Linked DNA regions of Homo sapiens: regions 2 and 3 are each linked to region 1. Evidence: chromatin contacts called from ENCODE Hi-C or POLR2A ChIA-PET data. All regions are on one chromosome and are shown on one strand. The core of a region is the stretch at or near the end of the contact, and the rest is flanking DNA. Distances in the headings are between cores, read along the strand shown. Region 1 has its middle 23 kb from the start of EMP1. Region 2 has its middle 180 kb from the start of GRIN2B. Region 3 overlaps DUSP16 (dual specificity phosphatase 16).

Region 1 (4,397 bases), core at 770-3,269:
CACTGCTGAGGATTAATGAGCTGGAGAACACATGGCTGAGATGCCCTCTTAGGCAAGAATTAATCCAGTAGGGTCCTGAGTTGCAGAAGGAGAAATGCCATTTCCCTTCAGTCTGGATAGCCCTGCTCACTCTAGGGAAGCACATGAAGTAAAACGCCATTTCTCCTGACTCTGGGCTGCAAGCTGTGGGGAAAGCCTAGAAACAGAAGGTGGATAATTTTTATGATCCCAATGCTTGGTCAAAATGCAGTAGTGCAGCATTTAGGGTCAAGGTGGGCTAACTGTAACACCAGGCTTTCTGGAATCTTTTTAAAATAATGATGAATGCAACTGACAAGAACAAAATAATACACCATTGCCACAATACAGGCCAAACATAGAAATCTGTCCAATTCAGAGGCAAGAAACACACCACAGTTTTAGTTGGAAGCCAGAATAAAGTGTACACATTTTCTAAACCACATACTGAACTAAACCTAACTTATTTTCCTAAGCCTTAAATCAATTTGAACTGGGTTTAAGTATAAAAATATGTAAAGATGTTTTTGATGCAGGGTGTGTAATTTTATACATATATAAACTGAATTGGGTACTAACTGGAATATCAAAATATGCCTAGAATCAAAACAAACAGCAGCTTGAGAATTCAGTTCTAAATTGATTAAAAACAAAAGGAAATGGGCTGGGTGCGGTGGCTCATGCCTGTAATTCCAGCACTTTGGGAGGCTGAGGCGGGCAGATCACTTGAGGTCAGGAGTTGGAGTTCAAGACCAGCCTGGCCAATGTGGTGAAATCCTGTCTGTACTAAAAATATAAAAAATTAGTCTGCCATGGTGGTGCACGCCTGTAGTCCCAGCTACTCGGGAGGCTGAGGCAGGATAATTGCTTGAACCCAGGAGGCAGAGGTTGCAGTAAATCAACATCACGCCACTGCACTCCAGCCTGGGCAACAGACTGAGACCCCGTCTCAGAAAAAAATAAAATTAAAATTAAAAAATAAAAACAAAAGGAAATAAACTCACAGTTAGTCATTGATTGATGATGATGATGATGATGATACTATACTTCCTGATACTTGATTCTCAGTATAATGACATATGTCCTCCCAGGGTGGACTGGTACTGGGTTTACCCCTGCAATGCTCTCAATACCTTCCAACTGGAAAATCTACCTTCTGACTGGTGTGGCCTTTGAGAAATGTGTTGGGCCCAAGATCACAGGGAGGATTAGGCCCCACATACAAAAACAGAAGACAGCTAATTAACTTTTTCAACTTAGTAATCATCAATTTTATTATTAGCATATTAACCAGGGATTATGCCAGTTTAGGTTTGTGTGTGTGTGTGTGTGTGTGTGTAATCAGTATGTAGACATTATTACATGTGCAAATGTAATAATGTTTTAATAATGTAAATAATTAGCAACTTAAATTAACCTGTTTTGTCAGAATGTATTGTTTAGAGGCTGGGAACTCTTAGGGGAAAATAAAAATATGGATCCTCACCAGCTGAACCAGTACAGAGTGAGTTAACTGTGTTGCTTAAAAATAGAGAAGGTATGGGGAATAAAGATCACTTTCACACTTCCAGAGTGACATGGAAATTGGGACTCAGGGACAGTCTCTAAATGGAAAAGGAGGAAGGTTTGGGAAAGTGGGGAGGTGGGTGGACCTGCACCTGGAGCAGTCCTTTGGCAGATCTTCCTGGAGAAGGTGAAGATGCTGGCAGAGGGAAATAAAGGGTTTAATTCCCTGCAGCCAGGAGTTTGACAATGGCTCAGATTTTCAGAGATGTGACAAACCAAGAGGACTTGGCCACAAGGCCTCAGTTTTCTGTGGTTTCAAATTTACTCATCTGAGAAACATGGGACCTTCTAGCCATTGTAAAGAAACAAACCCAGCGATCCCCGAGAGAATGAGTTGCTGATTCAGAAGCTGAAGAAAGAAAGGACTGTGTGACTCCTGGCTCCTTCCCCTTCCGCATTCTGGGCTCTGTTCTCAGCTCCGCTGAGTAAGTCTCGCCGCCTGTCCTGCTTGATCTGCCTGTAGTCTCAACAGTTCTCAGTGAGGCTCCTCTAAGGGGCTGAATCAGATTTATGCAGGTCTGAGAAGAGTGAGTTCCTGCAGACACAATACCTTCTGAGTTTCTGCTCAGCAGCACAGTTTGAGGTGTGGCCTCTACACATACTGCATACGTAAAATATCAGCCCACCTGGGAATGATTTCTTAGAGTTAGTCTGGCCCCACCTTGAAGAGTTTAACTTGGATTCCATTTGTCTTCCCCCTGTCCTACTTTCCCCTGTGGCTGAGAGAGGATTTTCCATTTCATGTTGCAGACATGTGAGGCATCTCAGTCCCGCTCCATTCGTCCACACATCTGGAAGAGCAATGCTCACATCTGGAGCCCATTCTCAGCTGGAAGATGTCTTTCGACATTCTTTTCTTTGAAACCCAATCCATGTAACCTCTTGTTCAAAAGGGCCTCTGAACTACTGGAATCATTTGCAGAGGCTCAGGAAAAAGTCCTTAATTTCATCCCTACATGGTGGAATTTATGACTCAAACCAAACCCAACATTCTGTTTCTGATTGCTTTTTTTCAATAATGACTCTTTGGAGCTACGTGTTTAAAAGGACAGAATTTCTAGCCTAGGACACATACCAAAGGAAGGTGAAAGCAAGCTGTTCAGTAATCACCAGGGCGAGTCCATTGAAGCTCTGTAAGTTTCAACAACCTAGGTCATTTCTTCATCAATAAAATTGGGATTCGTTGTTTAAAAATAGACACAGGAGTGTGTGAGGATAAGGGAGGTAACATATCTGGACATGCCTTGTCTCATACCTGTGTAGGGTAAGGATAGATGGAGAAAGGGGAAGGGGTTTGTGTCAGGCTGAGACAGTCTCTGCATTTGCTCACTCATCTCTCCGTAAACCCATGAAAGACCCCAACATAGGACTCCATGACGCCCCACTGAGCAGGAGAAAGGAAGAAGTCTCAAGAACACAAGACCGAATCGACAGTATTTGATCAGCATGCATGCAAATTACCCAGTCATTCTGAAAAACTACAGCTTCTGTTTCGGTGGTCTGGGATGGGACTGAGGTCTGCATTCCTAACAAGCTCCCAGAGGCTGTCCATGCTGCGAGTCCCCAGATCATGTTTGGTACTAGAGAAATGGGCCCCAACTCAAAAAATTCAACCTCTGCTAACAAGTGAATTTGTCATTTTGCCGGGTCGACTCTAATTCTCAAGCCCAGCCACTGGACAGAGAGGTGTGGAAGGAAATGAAATTCACATTTCTGAAACGCAGAAAGGCCAATTCATCTCCACCTTTACCCTCTTCTGCCGGAAGGCAGGAGTCACGCCAGCCTCTTGGGTGTGAAGGGAAAACTAACTGCCTTACTTTACCCCATTCCCTACCTTCAAGTATTTCCCTGATTGTGTCAGGTTTATACCTAGTGGAGGGAATGACACAACTATGGATGGCTGCCTTTGACCTTCAGCAATTGCCCAACTCCCAGCCAAGCTGCTGGGAGAGGAAGACAGGCAGCCAGTATTTCCATGGGGGCACTGCCTGCCAGCTCCTCCTGCCCCTCAGCTGTGTTGCCTGGCAACCAGAGGGTGGGAGAAAGGGAGGAATGCAAGTAGGTGAGGAGGTAAGGGAGAAATTATGATGACAGGAGACAACAGCCAAGGAATCCTAGTCACACAGACACACGCCCAGCAGTGTGGAATGTTAGTGAGCCTCAGAGGGAGGGCGCCAGTGGGTGTGAACCTCGAAAGCAAGAGGCCAGAAGTGCAAAAACATTCATTTTTTCCATTTTATTATTTTTTAAATACCAATAATAAAAAAGGAGAAAAAAAATCCTACTTCTTAGATGAGCTGGCAGGCAGGAGGAAAAAACTGGAAACCTACTTATAAAAACCAAGGGAATCATTAAAGGGTGTGGAGGGGGCTAGGGAGAGATTGGTAAAAATCCTGTGCTAAAAACTAAGACATGTCTTGAAATGTGGCCAAAAAATTGTTTGTAGTAAGATTCTAAAAATCTGAAGTGAGATTTGGACCAGACAGGAGGTTCTAGTGGCCCCTGAATGAGGAGGGGTGGGCAGTTCCCTGTGGCCCACCCACCACCACCCTACCGCCCCATCAGTGTCTTCCTGGGCAGAGGACACCCCAGTCCACAGGAGGGCGAGGAAAGTGGTAGAAGAGTTTTGATTCAAGTTGCAATTATGGAACTTCAGTTTTCTACAGAGGTTGAAAGCCTTAATTCGGACCCTAAAGAGTCCCTTAAGCTTGTAACCATCTCTGATCTGGCCTTCCCGCTTCCTGCCATTCCCACACTCCAAATCCTACCACATTTTGCCATAAGGATGATTCCTCTGAAACACAGATGGAATC
Region 2 (4,397 bases), core at 889-3,388, 980 kb before region 1:
GCTGTGTTACAGAGGCCTAAAATGACAGTGGCTTTAAAAATAGAGATTTTTTTTTCCTTTTTCAAGTAGAAGGAGGTAGGCTGACCAGGGCTGGTGTGATTTTTCTACTTTGAAAATTTTCCAAGAATTCTGAATTCTTAGTTGCGCTTCTGTCATCTTGAGGCTGTGACCATTATCCTCATGATCCCAAACGCTAGCTATAGCTCCAGTCACTAACTTCACATCTTAAGAAGTAGTGTGTAAGAATGCTTGAAGAAGAAAGTGGATGGGGAAAGCAAAGGGTATTAGATCATGGCTTTTAAAGGAGGTCTCCAAACTACAGGGTGTCTCCATGTATATTCCATTGTCTAGAATTAGTCAAATGTTCAGACCTAGCTGCAATGCAGGATAGAAAGTGTATTCTTGATTCTCAGTGGACATTTGCTCAGCTGAGAATTGCAAATCTATTTGCAAATCTATAAAAGAATCGGTAGAAAGCATACTGGGGGACACTGGCACACATCTCCACATTATGCAACTTGTTTTTAAAACTGACTCAACTCATTGTGGTGTAAATCTGAATGATTGATTTGTCCAATAACTTCCACCAACTTTTCTCTGCCAAGTCACCACTTTCTCTTGGGAACCAGCTCCCTTAATGGTAGTTCAGTCTGATTTCTTTTACTTTGGTCACTTTGGGCTATTCAGAATAGTCTTGTTTCAGTTTGTGAGCCCTAGTCCTCTTCATTTTAAAACATTATCTTAATCTGTTCCTGCTGCTATAACAAAATACTGAGAGTGGATAATTTATAAATAACAGAAATATGGGCAGGCGCAGTGGCTCATGCCTGTAATCGCAGCACTTTGGGAGGCAGAGGCAGGCAGATCACAAGGTCAAGAGATTGAGGCCATCCTGGCCAACATGGTGAAACCCCATCTCTACTAAAAAATACACAAATTAGCTGGGGATAGTGTCACGTGCCTGTAGTCCCAGTTATTCGGGAAGCTGAGGCAGGAGAATCGCTTGAACCCAGGAGGTGGAGGTTGCAGTGAGCCGAGATCACGCCACTGCACTCCAGCTTGCTGACAGAGCAAGACTCCATCTCAAAAAAGAAAGAAGAAAAAAGAAAAACGGAAAAAGAAATATATTTTTCGCAGTTCTGGAGGCTGGGAAGTCCAAGACCAAGTTGCTGGCAGATTTGGTAGAAAGTAGAATTGCTCTGAGAATGTATTCAATAAAGAGTTTTAAATTTAGTAAAGGAGAAACAAGCAGAAAATTTGAATATTAAAATAAGACAGTTGCTTTTGGTGACGAATTACTTTGTATATACTGGTTAAACATTTTTGAGAGAGTGGAGATTCTACTTTCTACAGTAGCAACACAAATAAGCTCAAATAACCTGCTTTATTAGATTTACCACAAATAACAACATATCTGCTCTATTTGGCCAGAATTGTAGGTTTGTTATCACAGCAATTTTCTTAGTGTTATATATTTTTCAGTGGATGTTTTCCAACATGTTCTTGGGTTCACATTATAGTACAACATTACTCAGTTTATAAGCAAATTGAGAATTAATTATCTACATTTTATTTAAACAACAGTCTTGTAGATGTGTAGTATGAGTTACAGTAGCCAAGACAGCAAATCCTACAACATTCTGTTGTCTCATTAATTACCAGACATCATCTATACGTAACACCAAACAAATCTCTCAGATTTGATGTCTGGTAAAATTTCTCTCTCTGCTTTCAAGATGGTGCCCTGTTGCTGCATCTTTTGATGAGGACAAACTCTATGTCCTCACATAGCAGAAGAGAAGAAGGGGCAAACTCACTTCCTCAAGCCCTTTTGTAAGCACAAAATCTCATTCATAAAGGTGAAGTCCTTATGACTTAATCACCCTCCGATGGCCCCACTTTCTAATACCATCACCTTGTGTATTAGCTGCTAACATATGAATTTTGGAGGGATGCATACATTCAAATCATAACAAACATCTGTCTGATGCTTAATTCAAAGCTCTCTCACTCCTCTCTCCAGTTCAGGTTTCAGGGGCCTAGAGGAAGGGAGTGAACCCTCTTTAATTATCAGGCCCAGTGAAGCATTGAATTGTGACAGTGTGTGACAGCAGTCATGTTTCACTTCCCTTTGAGCTAAATCATTTCATCTTAAAGCCACCTGCTCTGTGGGCTCTAGAGTAACTGATGCCAAGTAGCCATAAAATGCATTGCACTGGACATCATAACTCATACACTGTAGTTCAACAACGTAAAGCCAATCACTAACCAATGTTAATTCCATAAATCAGTGAGAATTCCTGTCTAACAACTTTGTATCTGCCCACTCCTTCTCCCCTTTTGCCTTTAAAAACCTGCTTGTAACAAAGACTAAATAGAAGCACTCCTCAAGGCAGCTTAAATGTGTGTCCCAGGTAGCCATCCTCAACCTTGGCGCAAATAAACTCTCTATGTTAATTGTGCCTTTATTTCTTTCTTTAGGTCAACAGGGTGGCTGTCATCACCTGCTCTTTCCATCTCCCTCCTTCCTCCATTGCTTACCTCCCTGAGACTGAGTCAGGAACAAGGCTGAGGGATGCAGATGGTGGCACCTCCCCACGTTTCTTTTAATCATTCTCACTGTCTGGCTGGTTGCTTGAAGGGTAGTGGTTTGCCACTGGTAGTACTGGGAATGACTTTAGATGCTCCTGATAAGGCTCCATCCCAGGTGCTCTGTTGGCATTGGTATTGAGGACATCTGTCCTCCAAGGTTCCCTACTGAGGGTCTGCAGCAAATTGTAGAATCCATCTTCTGCATGCCTCAGGAAACAGAGACCCAAGGGAATCATCTGTGCCCCTCCCCCATCGAGCTATACCCCTGAGTCCTGCTCCTTGGTGCTCCTTCTCTTGCTCTGGGGCAGGTCAGCAAGCCCAGTGGCCTTAGGCGGTGGCTTCTTCTCCTCCTCCTCCTCCTTCTCCTTCTTTTTCTTCCTCCTCTTCCTCCTCCTCTTCTTCCTCTTCCTCCTCCTCCTCCTTCTTCCTATATGTTTGCATTATTTAATTTTTAAATTTTAACTTTTATTTTAAATGTGGAGGGTGCATGTGCAGGTTTGAACCCAGGTTGTGAGCATAGTAGCCAATAGGTAGTTTTTCAACTCACACACCACTCTTCCCTTGCCTCCCCTCTCTAGTAGTCCACAGTGTCCATGTTTGTCCGTGTGTGCTCAATGTTTAGTTCCCACCAATAAGTGAGAACAAGTGGTATTTGGTTTTCTGTTCCTGCATTAATTCACTCAGGATAATGACCTCCAGCTCCAACCATGTTGCTGCAAAGGACATGATTTCATTCTTTTTCATGGCTGTGTAGTATTCATTCCATGGTGTATATGTACCACATTTTCTTTATCTGATCCACCATTGATGGGCACCTAGGTTGATTCCATGTCTTTGCTATTGTGAATAGCACAGTGATGAACATACCAGTGCATGTGTCCTTTGGTGTAATGATCTACTTTTCTTTGGGTATATACCCAGTAATGGGGTTGTGGGGTCAGATGGTATCTCTGTTTTAAGTTCTTTGAGAAATCTCCGAACTGCTTTCTATAGTGGCCAAACTAATTGACATTCCCACCCGCAGTGTCTAAGTGTTCCTCTTTCTCTGCTGCCTTGTCAGCATCTGTTGTTTTTTGACCTTTTTTTTTTTTTTTTTCTTTTTGAGAGGGAGTCTTGGTCTGTCACCCAGGGTGGAGTGCAGTTGTGCGATCCCAGCTCACTGCAACCTCCGCCTCCCAGGTTCAAGCGATTCTCCTGCCTCAGCCTCCCAAGTAGTTGGGATTACACGTATGTGCCACTATGCTCAGCTAATTTTTGTATTTTTAGTAGAGATGTGGTTTCACCACGTTGGCCAGGCTGGTCTCGAACTCCTGACCTCAAGTGATCCGCCCGCCTTGGCCTCTCAGAGTGTTGGGATTACAGGCGTGAGCCACTGCGCCTGGCCATTTTTTGACTTTTAATAATAGCCATTCTGGCTGGTCTGAGATAGTACCTCATTATGGTTTTGATTTGCTCTTCTCTGATGATTAGTGATGCTGAGCATTTTTCATGTTTGTTGGCCTCTTGTATGTCTTCTTTTGAAAAGTGTTCATGTCCTTTGCCTATTTTCTAATGGGGTTATTTGTTTTTTGCTTGTTGATTTGTTTTAGCTCCATATAGACTCTGAATATTAGATGTTTGTGAGATGCATAGTTTGTGAATATTTTCTCCCATTCTGTAGGTTGTCTGTTTACTCTGTTGATAGTTTCTTTTGCTGTGCAGCAGTTCTTTAGTTTAGGTCCCACTTGTCAATTTTTGTTTTTGTTGCAATTGCTTTTGGGGACTTAGCCAAAAATTATTTGCCTTAGGCTTTGTTTTTTTTTTTT
Region 3 (4,397 bases), core at 1,004-3,503, 700 kb after region 1:
GCCCAGAGGTCCCTTTTATCTCCACTGCATCGAAGTGGGAGCGTGGAGGACAATTACCACACCAGCTTCCTTTTCGGCCTTTCCACCAGCCAGCAGCACCTCACGAAGTCTGCTGGCCTGGGCCTTAAGGGCTGGCACTCGGATATCTTGGCCCCCCAGACCTCTACCCCTTCCCTGACCAGCAGCTGGTATTTTGCCACAGAGTCCTCACACTTCTACTCTGCCTCAGCCATCTACGGAGGCAGTGCCAGTTACTCTGCCTACAGCTGCAGCCAGCTGCCCACTTGCGGAGACCAAGTCTATTCTGTGCGCAGGCGGCAGAAGCCAAGTGACAGAGCTGACTCGCGGCGGAGCTGGCATGAAGAGAGCCCCTTTGAAAAGCAGTTTAAACGCAGAAGCTGCCAAATGGAATTTGGAGAGAGCATCATGTCAGAGAACAGGTCACGGGAAGAGCTGGGGAAAGTGGGCAGTCAGTCTAGCTTTTCGGGCAGCATGGAAATCATTGAGGTCTCCTGAGAAGAAAGACACTTGTGACTTCTATAGACAATTTTTTTTTCTTGTTCACAAAAAAATTCCCTGTAAATCTGAAATATATATATGTACATACATATATATTTTTGGAAAATGGAGCTATGGTGTAAAAGCAACAGGTGGATCAACCCAGTTGTTACTCTCTTAACATCTGCATTTGAGAGATCAGCTAATACTTCTCTCAACAAAAATGGAAGGGCAGATGCTAGAATCCCCCCTAGACGGAGGAAAACCATTTTATTCAGTGAATTACACATCCTCTTGTTCTTAAAAAAGCAAGTGTCTTTGGTGTTGGAGGACAAAATCCCCTACCATTTTCACGTTGTGCTACTAAGAGATCTCAAATATTAGTCTTTGTCCGGACCCTTCCATAGTACACCTTAGCGCTGAGACTGAGCCAGCTTGGGGGTCAGGTAGGTAGACCCTGTTAGGGACAGAGCCTAGTGGTAAATCCAAGAGAAATGATCCTATCCAAAGCTGATTCACAAACCCACGCTCACCTGACAGCCGAGGGACACGAGCATCACTCTGCTGGACGGACCATTAGGGGCCTTGCCAAGGTCTACCTTAGAGCAAACCCAGTACCTCAGACAGGAAAGTCGGGGCTTTGACCACTACCATATCTGGTAGCCCATTTTCTAGGCATTGTGAATAGGTAGGTAGCTAGTCACACTTTTCAGACCAATTCAAACTGTCTATGCACAAAATTCCCGTGGGCCTAGATGGAGATAATTTTTTTTTCTTCTCAGCTTTATGAAGAGAAGGGAAACTGTCTAGGATTCAGCTGAACCACCAGGAACCTGGCAACATCACGATTTAAGCTAAGGTTGGGAGGCTAACGAGTCTACCTCCCTCTTTGTAAATCAAAGAATTGTTTAAAATGGGATTGTCAATCCTTTAAATAAAGATGAACTTGGTTTCAAGCCAAATGTGAATTTATTTGGGTTGGTAGCAGAGCAGCAGCACCTTCAAATTCTCAGCCAAAGCAGATGTTTTTGCCCTTTCTGCTTCACTGCATGGATACAGTTGGTAAAATGTAATAATATGGCAGAATTTTATAGGAAACTTCCTAGGGAGGTAAATTATGGGAAGATTAAGAAAGGTACAAATTGCTGAGGAGAAGCAGGAAACCTGTTTCCTTAGTGGCTTTTATCCCCTCGGCATGCGATGGGGCTGATGTTTCTATGATTGCCTCAGACTTTCACATTTACTAGTAGGGCTGAGAGAGGCTTTAGTGAGGAAGGAATATTCAGAATAAAACGGTTGAGAAAGCTGAGAAGACCATTGAGTTTTGATCAGTTGTGAATAGAGTGCAAAGCCATGGCCAAGCTGTTTTTGGAAACGCTGGCCGGCGTGTCTTCAGTGGAAAAAGCAAATCAAAATGGAGCGAGAGCAAAGGGGCGTCCTCAGTCCTCAACCTACAATCACTGTATGGAATCGGTCCTGGCAGCTGAACATAGGAGGTCACTGGAACAAGTGATAGTGCAGATTGGCTTTCAAACATCCTCCTGGCTTGAGTTTTATCAGCTACAATGTGGGTCCTCTTTTGAAGCCTTAATTCACAACAGCAGCTTTTTGGGGGTGGGGCTGGGCGGGTGTTGTCATTGTTCTTTCCCTTCCTGTAAGTGTCGCTAGTTGCTGCCTCGTATCTCAGGTTTTTCTCTGTTTTTGAGAAATGGACAGTTTTTTGACCAGGATGTGACTTCATGTTTCCTATGGTGACTTCTAAAACCAGCACAGAATGATATGACTCAACACAGACCGACTTGGTTATGGGGATGATGAGCCGCACAGACCTCACTAGTTGTGCACAAATAATGTGCTATGATGGGGTGTAAAGTGAAGGCAGAAGAGGGTCAGCCGCATTGTTATGATACTGGGAAAGTGCTGGTCAACGATTTGAGTTAGTTTTTAGATATACATTGAAATCTTTAATCAGACATTCTCAAGTTTCACACAGTAGTTTTTGATGTTATGTACACACACACCAAATGTGTAACAGTTCACCACTTCCAGAGTGTGGTCATGCCCAAAACATGTTTAAGAAAGGAAAGCAGTAGCTCCTTGCTAACGATGTTTCAGGAGGTTTGGGGGACTTGGTTTTAATGAGCTTCTGTCATTTAGGGCTTCTCTTGGCCATGGTCCCCCTTCCTTCTGGAACTGTGATGTAGTCACATCCTACAGCCTTTAGTGCTGGTTCACTAGTGTCAGATAATCAGTTCTTGGAATCGAGACTGCCGTGGCGAAGGGGTGGCCTCGGAGGCAGGCTCTGGAGCTGCTTGGATGTCTTTAGGTGGGGTGGTGGCTGGCTCTCTTCAGCATGTAATTGGGGAAACCCTCGCGTCTACTAGGGGTGATACAGATGGTGATTTTAAAGAGCAAAACTAGACTTCTATGTGAGAAGTGCTGGAAAATGATTTAGGACATGTGTAAAGTTAGATGGAAAGACTGTAAATGTTTAATATGAATATAGTGTTCTTTTGAAGTAAGGCCAGCTGTTGAACGGTTAAACTGTGCATTTCTCATTTTGATGTGTCATGTATGTTAATGTATGAAATGATTAAATAAAATCAAAACTGGTACCTGTTTATACATAAATACGAGAAAAGACCTATCTTTGCAGCCATAAACTCGGTGGGAACACCACCACTCAAGTTGCCAAAGGAGGCAGTGGTGAAACCTGTCCTGTTCTCACTTAAATGAGGATTTAGCTCAAAATAAAGTGGTGGTGTCATCAGGTTTATTCCGTGTTCTGTCATTCACATGGAACACCGGATGATTAGCTAACAGTTTAGTGCCAGCCTTCATTCTTTACTGTGTACGTTAAATGCACACTACAGTGAAAAAGCCTAAGACACTTGGTAAATATTTTCTAGCTGACTGATTCCAGAACACACAAGTACATGGTAGGAAAAAAAAGGCCAGCTACACACACATGGCCCATTTCGATATAACATGTAAATGATGTTACGATTCCTACAGGAAAAACAGGAAGGGCAATTGTTGAAGAGCTGTCCTTTGTCCTTGCCACATACATCTCAACAACCTCTCTGCTCATGACACTAGATTTGATGACTTATGAGACTAGAAACTTAGTCTCATCAGTTTCATAAAAATTAGGCATTGAAGGAATAAAGCTTCAGTGCAAACAGATGGAATATTGACTACAGAAAGAATCACAGGTGACCTTGAAGTTGGTTGAGTTGAAGTTACATTTAAGAAAATTTATAAGAAAGATTGGGCCGGGTGAGCTAGACTAGAAGAGCTATCTTGGCCAGGACCCTGCAGAAAAAGAGGTGGAAGTGAGATAGAGGAATAAAGGGAATTAGAATAAATCAGCCTCCAGAGATAGAGGGTAACAGGAGGAACAGTTGTTTCAGTGAGAGGCTTCCAATGAGAAGATGCAGATCTTGGGAGAGCCTGAAGTTCAGGCCAGTTGCTGACAGTGCTCGGAGCCCCTTCATGACCAGCCTCAGCAGGCTATTGTTGGAGGACTGGTTTGGATGTGACAACTACAATTAGACCAGGAATTAAACTAAGAGGGGAGGCTGGGGGCGGTGGCTCACGCTTGTAATCCCAGCACTTTGGGAGGCCAAGGCAGGTGGATTACCTGAGGTCAGGAGTTTGAGACCAACCGGGCCTACCTGGTGAAATCCCTTCTCTACTAAAAATACAAAAATTAGCCAGGTGTGGGTGCCTGTCATCCCAGCTACTTGGGAGGCTGAGGCACGAGAATTGCTTGAACCTAGGAGGTGGAGGTTACAGTGAGCCAAGATTTCGCCATTGCACTCCAGCCTGGGCAACAAGAGCGAAACTCCATTTTAAACAAAAAATAAACTAAGGGGAAATTAGTGAGAGGTGACAGC

Evidence for each region. A loop is a pair of places that touch in the nucleus more often than their neighbours do. ChIA-PET counts read pairs that join two places held with the same protein, here RNA polymerase II (POLR2A). Pooled maps may share reads with other maps.
Region 2: a map with no recorded cell type shows a loop between it and region 1 (18-fold over the local background). The contact joins two enhancer-like sites. A Hi-C loop is called at or near these places in 4 of 37 single-sample maps with no recorded cell type and 4 of 50 pooled maps.
Region 3: a loop to region 1 is called in a pooled map, with 2.3 times the contacts of the local background. The contact joins two enhancer-like sites. A Hi-C loop is called at or near these places in 1 of 37 single-sample maps with no recorded cell type and 1 of 50 pooled maps. POLR2A ChIA-PET finds 5 or more read pairs at or near these places in 1 of 52 experiments (PC-9).

What each region holds. Positions count from the first base shown.
Region 1 is chr12:13,171,318-13,175,714 of GRCh38, reverse strand. No RefSeq gene overlaps it. Among named protein-coding and RNA genes, the nearest start is that of EMP1, 23 kb to the left of the region's middle. RefSeq lists enhancers at 1,953-2,002, 3,208-3,257. Within about 2 kb of position 2,019, at least 21 of the 41 ENCODE cell types and tissues checked have a DNase peak (open chromatin) inside an H3K27ac peak, as active enhancers do.
Region 2 is chr12:14,155,017-14,159,413 of GRCh38, reverse strand. No RefSeq gene overlaps it. Among named protein-coding and RNA genes, the nearest start is that of GRIN2B, 180 kb to the right of the region's middle. Within about 2 kb of position 2,138, at least 2 of the 41 ENCODE cell types and tissues checked have a DNase peak (open chromatin) inside an H3K27ac peak, as active enhancers do.
Region 3 is chr12:12,472,952-12,477,348 of GRCh38, reverse strand. DUSP16 (dual specificity phosphatase 16) reads left to right here. Exons shown (of 7, transcript NM_030640.3): 7 at 1-4,067. The coding sequence ends at 516. Among named protein-coding and RNA genes, the nearest start is that of DUSP16, 88 kb to the left of the region's middle. Within about 2 kb of position 2,253, at least 7 of the 41 ENCODE cell types and tissues checked have a DNase peak (open chromatin) inside an H3K27ac peak, as active enhancers do.